Regions from separate parts of the Homo sapiens genome. Here region 1 is linked to region 2. A link is a loop called in an ENCODE intact Hi-C map of the cell type or tissue named here. Cell type or tissue: Caco-2. All regions are shown on one strand. Region 1 has its middle 39 kb from the start of MC5R. Region 2 has its middle 9.5 kb from the start of MC2R.

Region 1 (5,000 bases), 62 kb before region 2:
TTTTGAGTGAGTTTCTTAGTCCTGAGTTCTAATTTGATTGCACTGTGGTCTGAGAGACTGTTTGTTATCATTTCCGTTCTTTTGCATTTGTTGAGGAGTGTTTTACTTCCAATTACGTGGTCAATTTTAGAATAAGTGCAATGAGGTGCTGAGAAGAATGTATATTCTGTTGATTTGGGGTGGAGAGTTCTGTAGATGTCTATTACGTCCGCTTGGTCCAGAGCTGCGTTCAAGTCCTGAATATCTTTGTTAATTTTCTGTCTTGTTGATCTGTCTAATATTCACAATGGGGTGTTAAAGTCTTCCATTATTATTGTGTGGGAGTCTAAGTCTCTTTGAAGGTCTCTAAGAATTTGCTTTATGAATCTGAGTGCTCCTGTATTGGGTGCTTATATATTTAGAATAGTTAGCTCTTCTTGTTTCATTGATCCCTTTACCATTATGTCCTTCTCTGTCTCTTTTGATCTTTGTTGGTTTAAAGTCTGTTTTATCAGAGATTAGGATTGCAACACCTGCTTTTTTTTTTTTCTTTCCATTTGCTTCGTAAATATTCCTCCATCCCTTTATTTTGAGCCTATGTGTGTCTTTGCTTGTGAGATGGGTCTCCTGAATACAGTACACTGATGGGTGTTGACTCTTTATCCAATTTGCCAGTCTGTGTCTTTTAATTGGGGCATTTAGCCCACTTACATTTAAGGTTAATATTGTTACATGTGCATTTGATCCTGTCATTTCGATGCTAACTCATTGTTTTGTCCATTAGTTGATGCAATTTCTTCATAGTGCCAATGTTCTTTACAATTCAGTATGTTTTTGCAGTGGCTGGTAATGGTTGTTCCTTTCCATGTTTAGTGCTTCCTTCAGGAGCTCTTGTAAGGCTGGCCTGGTGGTAACAAAATCTCTCAGCATTTGCTTGTCTGTACAGAATTTTATTTCTCCTTCACTTATGAAGCTTAGTCTGGCTGGATATGAAATTCTGGGTTGAAAATTCTTTTTTTTAAGAATGTTGAATATTGGCCCCCACTCTCTTCTGGATTGTAGTGTTTCTGCAGAGAGATCCACTGTTAGTCTGATGGGTTTCCCTTTGTGGGTAACCCGACCTTTCTCTCAGGCTGCCCTTAACATTTTTTCCTTCATTTCAACCTTGGTGAATCTGATGATTATATGTCTTCGCATTGCTCTTCTCAAGGAGTATCTTTGTGATGTTCTCTGTATTTCCTGAATTTGAATGTTGGCCTGTCTTACTAAGTTGGGGATGTTCTCCTGGATAATATCTTGAAGAGTGTTTTCCAAGTTGATTCCATTCTCCCCTTCACTTTCAGGTACACCAATCAGATGTAAATTTGGTCTTTTCACATAGTCCCATATTTCTTGGAGGTTTGTTTGTTCCTTTTTATTCTTTTTTCTCTAATCTTGTCTTCTCTTTATTTCATTAAGTTAATCTTCAATCACTTGATCAATTGATCAATTCCATTATTGATACTTGTGTATGCTTCACGAAGTTCTTGTGCTGTTTTTTTCAGCTCCATCAGGTCATTTATGTTCTTCTCTACGTGGTTTCTAGTTAGCAATTAGTCTAACCTTTTTTCAAGGTTCTTAGCTTCCTTGCATTGGGTTAGAATATGCTCTTTTAGCTTGGAGGAGTTTGTTATTACCCACCTTCTGAAGTCTAGTTCTGTCAATTCGTCAAACTCATTCTCCGTCCAGTTTTGTTCCCTTGCTGGCGAGGAGTTGTGATCCTTTGTAGGAGAAGAGGCGTTCTGGTTTTTGGAAATTTTAGTCTTTTTGCGTTGGTTTCTCCCCATCTTTGTGGATTTATCTACCTTTGGTCTTTGATGTTGGTGACCTTCAGATGGGATCTTTGAGCGGATGTGCTATTCCTTTCTGCTCGTTAGTTTTCCTTCTGATAGGCCCCTGTCTGCTGGTCTTCTGGAGTTTGCTGGAGGTCCACTCCCGACTCTGTTTGCCTGGGTATCACCAGCAGAGGCTGCAGAACAGCAAAGACTGCTGCCTGATCTTTCCTCTGGAAGCTTTGTCCCAGAGGGTCACCTGCCAGATGCCAGCCAGAGCTCTCCTGTATGAGGTGTCTGTCGGCCCCTACTGGGAGGTGTCTCCAAGTCAGGATACACGGGGGTCAGGGACCCACTTGAGGAGGCAGTCTCACCCTTAGCAGAGCTCGAATGCTGTGTTGGGAAATCTGCTGCTCTCTTCAGAGCTGTCAGGCAGGGACTCTTATGTCTCCTGAAGCTGCACCCACAGCCACCCCTTTCCCCAGGTGCTCTTTCCCAGGGAGATGGTGGTTTTATCTATAAGTTCCTGACTGGGGCTGCTGCCTTTTTTTCAGAGATGCCCTGCCCATAGAAGAGAAATCTGGCAGTCTGTCCACAGCAGCCTTGCTGAGCTGCAGTGAGCTCCACCCAGTTCAAACTTCCCAGTGGCTTTGTTTACACTGTGAGCGTAAAATCGCCTACTCAAGCCTCAGCAATGGCAGAGACCCCTCCCTCCAACAAGCTCAAACATCCGGGGTCAATCTCAGACTGCTGCTGTGCTGGCAGTGAGAATTTCAAGCCCGTGGATCTTAGTTTGCTGGGCTCTGTGGGGGTGGGACCCACTGAGCTACCACTTGGCTCCCTGGCTTCAGCACCCCTTTCCAGGGGAGTGAATGGTTCTGTCTCGCTGGGGTTCCAGGCGCCACTGGCGTATGGAAAAAAAGAACTGCAGCTAGTTCAGTGTCTTTCCAAATGGCCACCCAGTTTTGTGCTTGCAACCCAGGGCCTTGATGGGGTAGGCACCAGAGGGAATCTCCTGGTTTGCAGGTTGTGAAGACCGTGGGACAAGCACAGTATCTGAGCCAGAGTTCCTCAGGCTCAGTGCCTCAAGGCTTCCCTTGAGTAGGGGAGAAAATTCTCTGACCCCTTGTGAGGTGATGCCCGTCTGTTGGCTCGCCGTTGGTGTGCTGCACCCATTGTCCAACTTGTCCCAGTGAGCTGAACCAGGTACCTCAGTTGGAAATGCAGAAATCACCCACCCACCTTCTGCATCAATCTCACTGGGAGCTGCAGACCAGCGCTGTTTGGCCATCTTGCCAGCAATCCTCAAATACTCTCTGCTGGTTCTTTGTGTGGGAAATAGTTTTTCCATACAGGATAGAAAGCAAGTTTATTTAGAAGATCATTACATTGTCCATATTATTCTTTTTGTTTTTGATTTCGTTTAAAATAAAACAGAACTCGAGCTAGTCAAAAAAAGAGGTTGAGCAAAAGATTGCTGATATGATCTGCGCAATAAAATTCACAACTGTTTTGACGCTTCAAGTGGCAACCTGGGGCATGGGGTGGGTGGAGCGGTGTGGGGGTTAGACCAGGGCAAAGGCAGTTAAGGGAAAGCTTCAGACTTGGGAGGGTGAGAGTGGAATTTAGGAAATTGTAGCAAACTATATTCATAGAAGAAAGTGGATCAATGAGAAATATCCTTTTATGACAAAGATAGACAAGGAAAATAGAGATCCCAAATACTCAATTTTAAATAGTTTCTTGTTCTATACTGTGGTGTCAAACTTCTCATTTGGCCCAAGTAATCTGGAACAGACTTGCACTCACAGCTTTGGTGAATGGAGTAAGAGGCAGTGACCACAGGTACAAAAGCAAGTCCAGGAAGGGTACTGGGGAGGAAGGTGGAGCATCCAGGAAAGCCAGGGTTCAGGGCGGCAGTGGCCACAAGAATGGGAATTCTCCAAAAACCCTTAGAAAGTTTGTAATGTGTTGGATTTCCCACAGGATGTGGGGTGGGAGATTAGTGCTGTCTTATTAAATACCCAAAGAAAGATGATGCCCCAAAGCTGGAGAAATTAAGACTGGAATTTATAAGAACATAAATCTTATTGGAAAATAATTTTCTAAAGAGTTCGTTGAAACTTAATGTAATATTGTAATGGCAAAACCAAAATGTTTATTTAGTTTCTTGGCTTTAAAAATATAAATACCATTTTTAAGCATAGACTCCTCCCAATTTTCCATTTCAAGTAACCTGTGTGAAAAGATACTGTGAAAGCAAAAGTTTACTTCTACTGAATTTTTATAATCAAAGTAACACTTACTTTCTCAACCCTGACCGCTAGAATCTGAACGGCTATTGCTCAGAATTTCCCAGTGGTTCTCAAACCAGTCACCAATCCCAACTTCTAACCTAGCCATATCCCTACTGATCATATTTACATCTTAGCAAGACTTAGGAAAGAATTAAATCTCTTGGAAACATTTAACCATAGTTGCTAACTTTTTAAAAAGGCTAAATTCCTCATGGTAAAATAAAAGTAAGAATATATAAGGAAAGCATTCTCACTTAAGAATTTTCTGAAGAAATGTTCATGCTGTATGGTTTGAATGATGCATCTGAGATCAAGCTGGGAACACAGTCACCTATTTCCTAGGGAGGTCAACACTTCTAAGAGGGCCTGGGACTCTTATGTAGATTTGCCAACTTTATACAAATACAGCATTTTTTTCCCAAGATCTCTCATGAGAATGATGGTGCTCATCTGCAAAAACACACTGAAGATTTTACTGTGTGGGCACTGGGTGCCAAGAACACACACTTTCTCTACAGATGGCACAGTTGTTCCTAAATGCAGGCAACCTCATCGTGCCTGACCTTCTGCTTCTTGGCGTTACCACTAAAGCCTTGTCAGTCTATGTGCCCTCTTTTCTGCCTTTCCATTCTTCTTTCTGACTTCAAGCTTTCATGCTGTTCACACGCCTGCCTCCAGGCTACTGAGCCCCGCGGAGATGATCAAGTATGGAGGGCCATCAGGATGAATCTCCATCCCAGCACTTTTGGCAGTCATGGCAGTATTTGGTTCTTGGAGAAGGCTGGGGACTTGCTCTTGCTCAACTTTGGTATACATTTTATTTATTTTCATCACCAGAGTCACTTTCAACCAGCAAAGAAACAGGACTTAAAGGCTCAGAGATTTGGTAATTTCCCTTAAGTGGAGCTCCAGC
Region 2 (5,000 bases):
TAATCACTTATTGTTTTCTCTTCCCGAACTTTTCTAGTATTCCCACATCCCTCCCAGATTGGAGCTTTGGTTAGACACAGAGACAGTCAATGTCCTGCAATGGATGGTTCACTCAGACTGGATTATTTGAGACAAGTTTAATAAAAGGGTCATTTACAAAGATGTAAGCAGAGTAGAGCAAGCCATACCGCAGAGCACGGAATCTGGGCACAGCCATGCCTCTCAGCTGCCCTGGGTCTGAGGCATGTATCCAGCCTGTGGTGACCTGCAGGGGAGAGCTGGGAAAATACCCTGTCTCCCCTCTCTCCTGTTTGACTCTTGGGTTTAATCCAACCAGAAGCCGGGGCAAGGAAGTTACTGATATATCCCTTGTGCTCAGCCTCTTGGGCCACAGAGCTGGAGGGAGAGGCTGGACAGGGGATCTGGAGAGGCAAATGGTAGATTTCTGCACTATTAAATACAATGTGTGGAGGCCATTGTTTGGACTGAGCTTCTGCACCTGGCCACAACAGATCAGACGAAACTAGAATGGAGTCACTTGTGCCAGGTGCCATATAACCAAAGTGAGCCTAGAAATGGGCCTGTTTCCCCCAAAAAACTGGGAGATTCAGAGCAACCAGTCCTAAGGGGCCCAGTCAACCTAAGTCAGTGACTCTATAAGGAAAGTAATTCTGAAACAACCCATCTGCTTTTTGTTCCCTCTTTCTGCTTCTTCAGCCTCTTCTGCCTATAAAGCCTACCTCCTCTGCCCAGCTATCAATGCCCCTTTCATAGATGGGGTGCCACCCAACTCATGAATCATTAATAAAAGCCAATTAGGTCTTTAAACACAATTTGTTGAAATGTTTTCTTTGACAGCACAGATGCACACAGTCCATAAAAGCTGGCTCAGAGAGGAGTTTGCAGAGATGGCAGTGTGTTTGCCACCTGGCAGGTGCCATCAGCCTGGGCCCCCCAGCACCATGTTTGGGGTCTCAGCTGTGGTCCCAGGCTCCGATTAGTGCTTATGCAGGGCCCAGGTTTCCCAGGGACTGGGCCCCTGTGTCACTGAGCAGTGGCTGTGGTTACGCAGGAACAGAATGGCTCTGCGACAGGAATGCCCGTGCAATCCACCAGGCTTAACCTCATGGCAGCGCTGCGGTAGTTTATAGCTGGGGAGAGGGTGCTTTGTGCTCTTGGAAGATATGTGTAGAGTAGGGTTTTCAAACTTCAACAGCCCAGAACCCCAGAATGCTCCTTTCACACTTGGCCAAGTCGTCTAAGATGCTTCCCTTGCACTGCCTGTCTCCATCGGGGAGATAGTACAGCTATTTGTGATCATTTAAATGGAAAAAGAATAAGTTTCCAAAACCTTTAGAAACAAAAAGAACTGAGAGTAAATTCTCCAGTTTGGGACTGACCATTCCGCCAATTCCTTTTGGTTTTAGAGCCTCCCTGGAAAAGGAGAAGGAAAGCATTTAGCTTTGTTTCCGTCCATATGCACAGGACCGATTGTGATTTCTTTTAATCAAAAACCTGTAGCAAATCCCAGGCTCTTAGAACTAGAAGGCACCTAGAGGTCCATGGGTTTAAACACTTTGATGTGCAGAGAAGGAAACTGAGACCCCCGGGAGGTGAAACGACACTCTCAGCGTCACCCTGGGAGGCTGTCTCATACCAGACATGGTTTGTTCGTGTCCCGCATTTCCCTCGTGTTCCCTTTGACATAGAAATGAAATAACTCGAGTTTGCTTTCTGTGATGCTGTGGGAGTTTAGCTCCTTCCCCCAGGTGCTGCTACAATTTCATAACCAGTGTCTGGTGGCTGCTGCCAGCCTCGGAGTGTGGGAGCTGCTGCCCCTGGCATCTTGTCTTTGCCCTGGACCATGCCTGGTCCCTGAGGCTGGAGGCTGTTCCCATGCCTCTTTGCTGGCGTGCACGTGAGCCTTCCCTTTAGTCTCCTAGCACAGAGGACTCAGGGAGGTAATGACAGTCTCCAGGCACAGAGACCGGCTCATGGCCACACTGCACTGCAGGCTCACTCAACATCCGCTAAAAGTTTGGGTGCTGGCAATTTAACAATTCACAGAACAGTCACTGCTCTACGACTTTCCACTTTAGGACCAGTCCTTTTTATCCACAAGGTGCTTTCTCTTTCCTTCTCCTCCCTGACCCCACCTTGAGAGGAACCTGGGTCTCCAGAGCAGAGTCTTTTCTGTTATATCCTCTGCAGCTAGGATCCTTGGTGTCTCCCTTTTATTCTCATTGGGCCAGAGGAAAACAGAACATTCTTTTAAACAAAGACACCTGTCCAAGAAAAATACCTCTTTACTTGATTTTCTGGAGCAGTGATTTTCACAGTGTGGTCAGCAGACAAGCAGCTGGAGGATCGCCTGCACATGCATAGGACAGCAGCAGACCGGCGGTCAGAACTGGGGTGTGGGTGGGGGACCGCCCTCCAGGGGCTTCCGAGGCCCGGGAGTCTGAGAATCTCTGTTGCACAGCAATTAAACTGCCTGTCTCAATGTTCCATCTCTTCTAGGTCTGCGCATCTCTGCTTAAGCAAGAGGCCCAATAAAGTGCTTTCCTAAACAAAAGAAAGTTACTCCCAGTAAGTTCAAGGAAAAAACAAAAATAATCTAAGATTTATGACTTTTGGAAGACATTGTATTTTAAAAATGGATCATGGTGTAGATATCAAATTGTATAGTATTTAGACTCCATTGAATGTAATAAGTGATGTAACAGCTTAAAAGAAACATTTACAGTATGCTGAGAATGACATCCTTTGCAGTTACTTAAGCCTATAATGAAAAGTGCTGGAAGTCACCTGGGAAGTGTACTCATTGAGGAGGGAGATTTCCTACATCCTTTTGGCGGGGACCTGAGCACAAATGTTTGAAGACTGCTGGTCTATCCCATCCAAGCTATACTCCGTAATGTAAACACTGTTTGTGCCCTGTGGCTGGCCTGAAACACTGTCTTCCAAGCTGTGTGGCATCTCCCATCCATCCGCAGCCTCCATCAGCTCCCGTGACTCCACCCGGCTCCCTTCCAGAGGGAGGGGATTGCTCTGCTGCTCTCTCCTGGGACTCCCCTTGTGCTCACCTCATGGTAGTGTGATGGCTTCCTGCAGCGTTTTCTCTGCTAGCACGTGAGCTCCTCAGGGGCAGGCACCTGGGCCTCCCTCATTTTGCCCTCTCTCCCTTGCAGGTGTTTTTGTTTAAGTTATCTGGTAACTGGTTTCATTTCTCCTTGGGTAGCAGCTTTAACATTTTTCTTGTTCCTTAAGACATCAGTGTATGTCACATTGTCACTATGCTATGTGTCTGTGCAAAGCATGTAATGCACATTTGTCAAAATAGCCTACTTTGCTGAATGCTCATAGAAAGTTGGTATGCACATTTTCCCCTCTAGGACAATACTCACCTCAGGCTTGAGCTGCACTGTCCCTTCCCCTCTCTGAGCACATGCTGCTCCTTGGATCAGCCAGCGAGGCCCCCATGTGCCAATGGAGCCAAGAGGACTCCAGAGACTTACAACAGAAATGCAGAGCTGCTCAGCCACCCACAGACAGAGTTCCACTCTTGGATGGAAACTCAGAGGAATCCACACACAGCTGTTGGCTGAATTTTTATTTGACTTTACCAAGCAAGTAAAAAATTATGATTCAATGCCTTGCATAGTGACTTCAGGTGAGAAAAGATGCTGGTGGGATACCCCCCATTTGTTAGGGGCTCTGCACCCCAGTTGTCACTGAATTCCAACTTCTGCTGCTTCTGTGGTTGGTTCATTGATGCTCACATCTTTCCTGCTTGTGTACATGTTTTTTAATATATGTACACAATTATTGAACAACCTCAGGTCACCGTGGATAATAGTGCCTAAGATCTAAAATAAATGCCATGTTCCTTCCAAGATACAATAGATATGGTGGCATGCCCCATCAGGATGTTTGGGATTTGATATCATTACTTGTGTCCTAAAAAAATTGGATTTTAGGTTATGTAATAAGGTTGCTCATAGGAAGTTCCCAGGTAATAAACTCTATGGGGCTGCAGAGAGAAGAATCTGAACTGAGGACCACTGGTAGCTGGCAGCTGGCAGTTCTGAAGTAGATTTTACAGTGTGGGGACATTAAACTACAACAGAACCTGCCTTGGGAACTTGGATCATGCACCTGAACAAGATCCAAAATCAGGTTGTGGAGAACCAGACTGTGGTATATGGATGCATGTACATGTGTGTATATGCATGCGCACATGGTGTGCAATTGGAGTCTCTGTGAGATCTGTGGATATGTAGCTTCCTCAGTAGCTTTCTATGGGCTGAGCTGTATTGTTGTGTGTGGTTAGGCCAGGGTGTAATATGGTAGTCACCAGCATGGCAAAACTTAATAATAGTCTGGAATTAAAAAGAGGAAACTATATCAGCCAAACCCAAATGTTTAGGGGAAAAGATAAGTAATAAAGGCGTTTAAATGCTCTTCTTACTGAGGAAAGGGAAAACCATGGGCAACAGAGGATCTTCAAAGAGGAGCTATTGAGATCTTTATAGTAGAAGAATAAATGTTGAGAAAGAGAAGGAACCATGAGTAGAATTAAGAATTACAGAAGAATTTCCAAATTAAGATAAGGTTAAAAATGAGAAGGATGGCCAGGTGCAGTGGCTCACACCTGTAATCCCAGCACTTTGGGAGGCCATGGAAGGTAGATCACAAGGTCAGGAGATTGAGACCATCCTGGCCAACATGGTGAAAACTCGTCTCTACTAAAAATACAAAAATTAGCCAGACATGGTGGTAGGCACTTGTAGTCCCAGCTACTCAGGTGGCTGAGGCAGGAGAATCACTTGAACCCAGGAGGCAGAGGTTGCAGTGAGCCGATGTTGCACCACTGCACTCCAGTCTGGGTGACAGAGGAAGACTCCATCTCAAAAAAAAAAAGAAAGAAAAGGACAAGTAATTTGATCAAATTAACACATGTAAGAAAACAGAAAAAGAGGCAACAATAAATTAAATGA

Evidence for each region. A loop is a pair of places that touch in the nucleus more often than their neighbours do. Peaks named below come from ENCODE experiments on the same cell type or tissue, not always from the same donor. Only the 100,000 strongest peaks of a DNase experiment are listed, where the experiment ranks them.
Region 1: it touches region 2 in a loop (4-fold over the local background); 6 of 110 quality-filtered maps call a loop at or near these places.

What each region holds. Positions count from the first base shown.
Region 1 is chr18:13,860,583-13,865,582 of GRCh38, forward strand. No RefSeq gene overlaps it. Among named protein-coding and RNA genes, the nearest start is that of MC5R, 39 kb to the left of the region's middle. In Caco-2, no CTCF peak of the experiment used is centred here; a DNase peak (open chromatin) is centred at 2,459.
Region 2 is chr18:13,922,527-13,927,526 of GRCh38, forward strand. No RefSeq gene overlaps it. Among named protein-coding and RNA genes, the nearest start is that of MC2R, 9.5 kb to the left of the region's middle. In Caco-2, no CTCF peak of the experiment used is centred here; no DNase peak of the experiment used is centred here; H3K27me3 peaks cover 147 bases.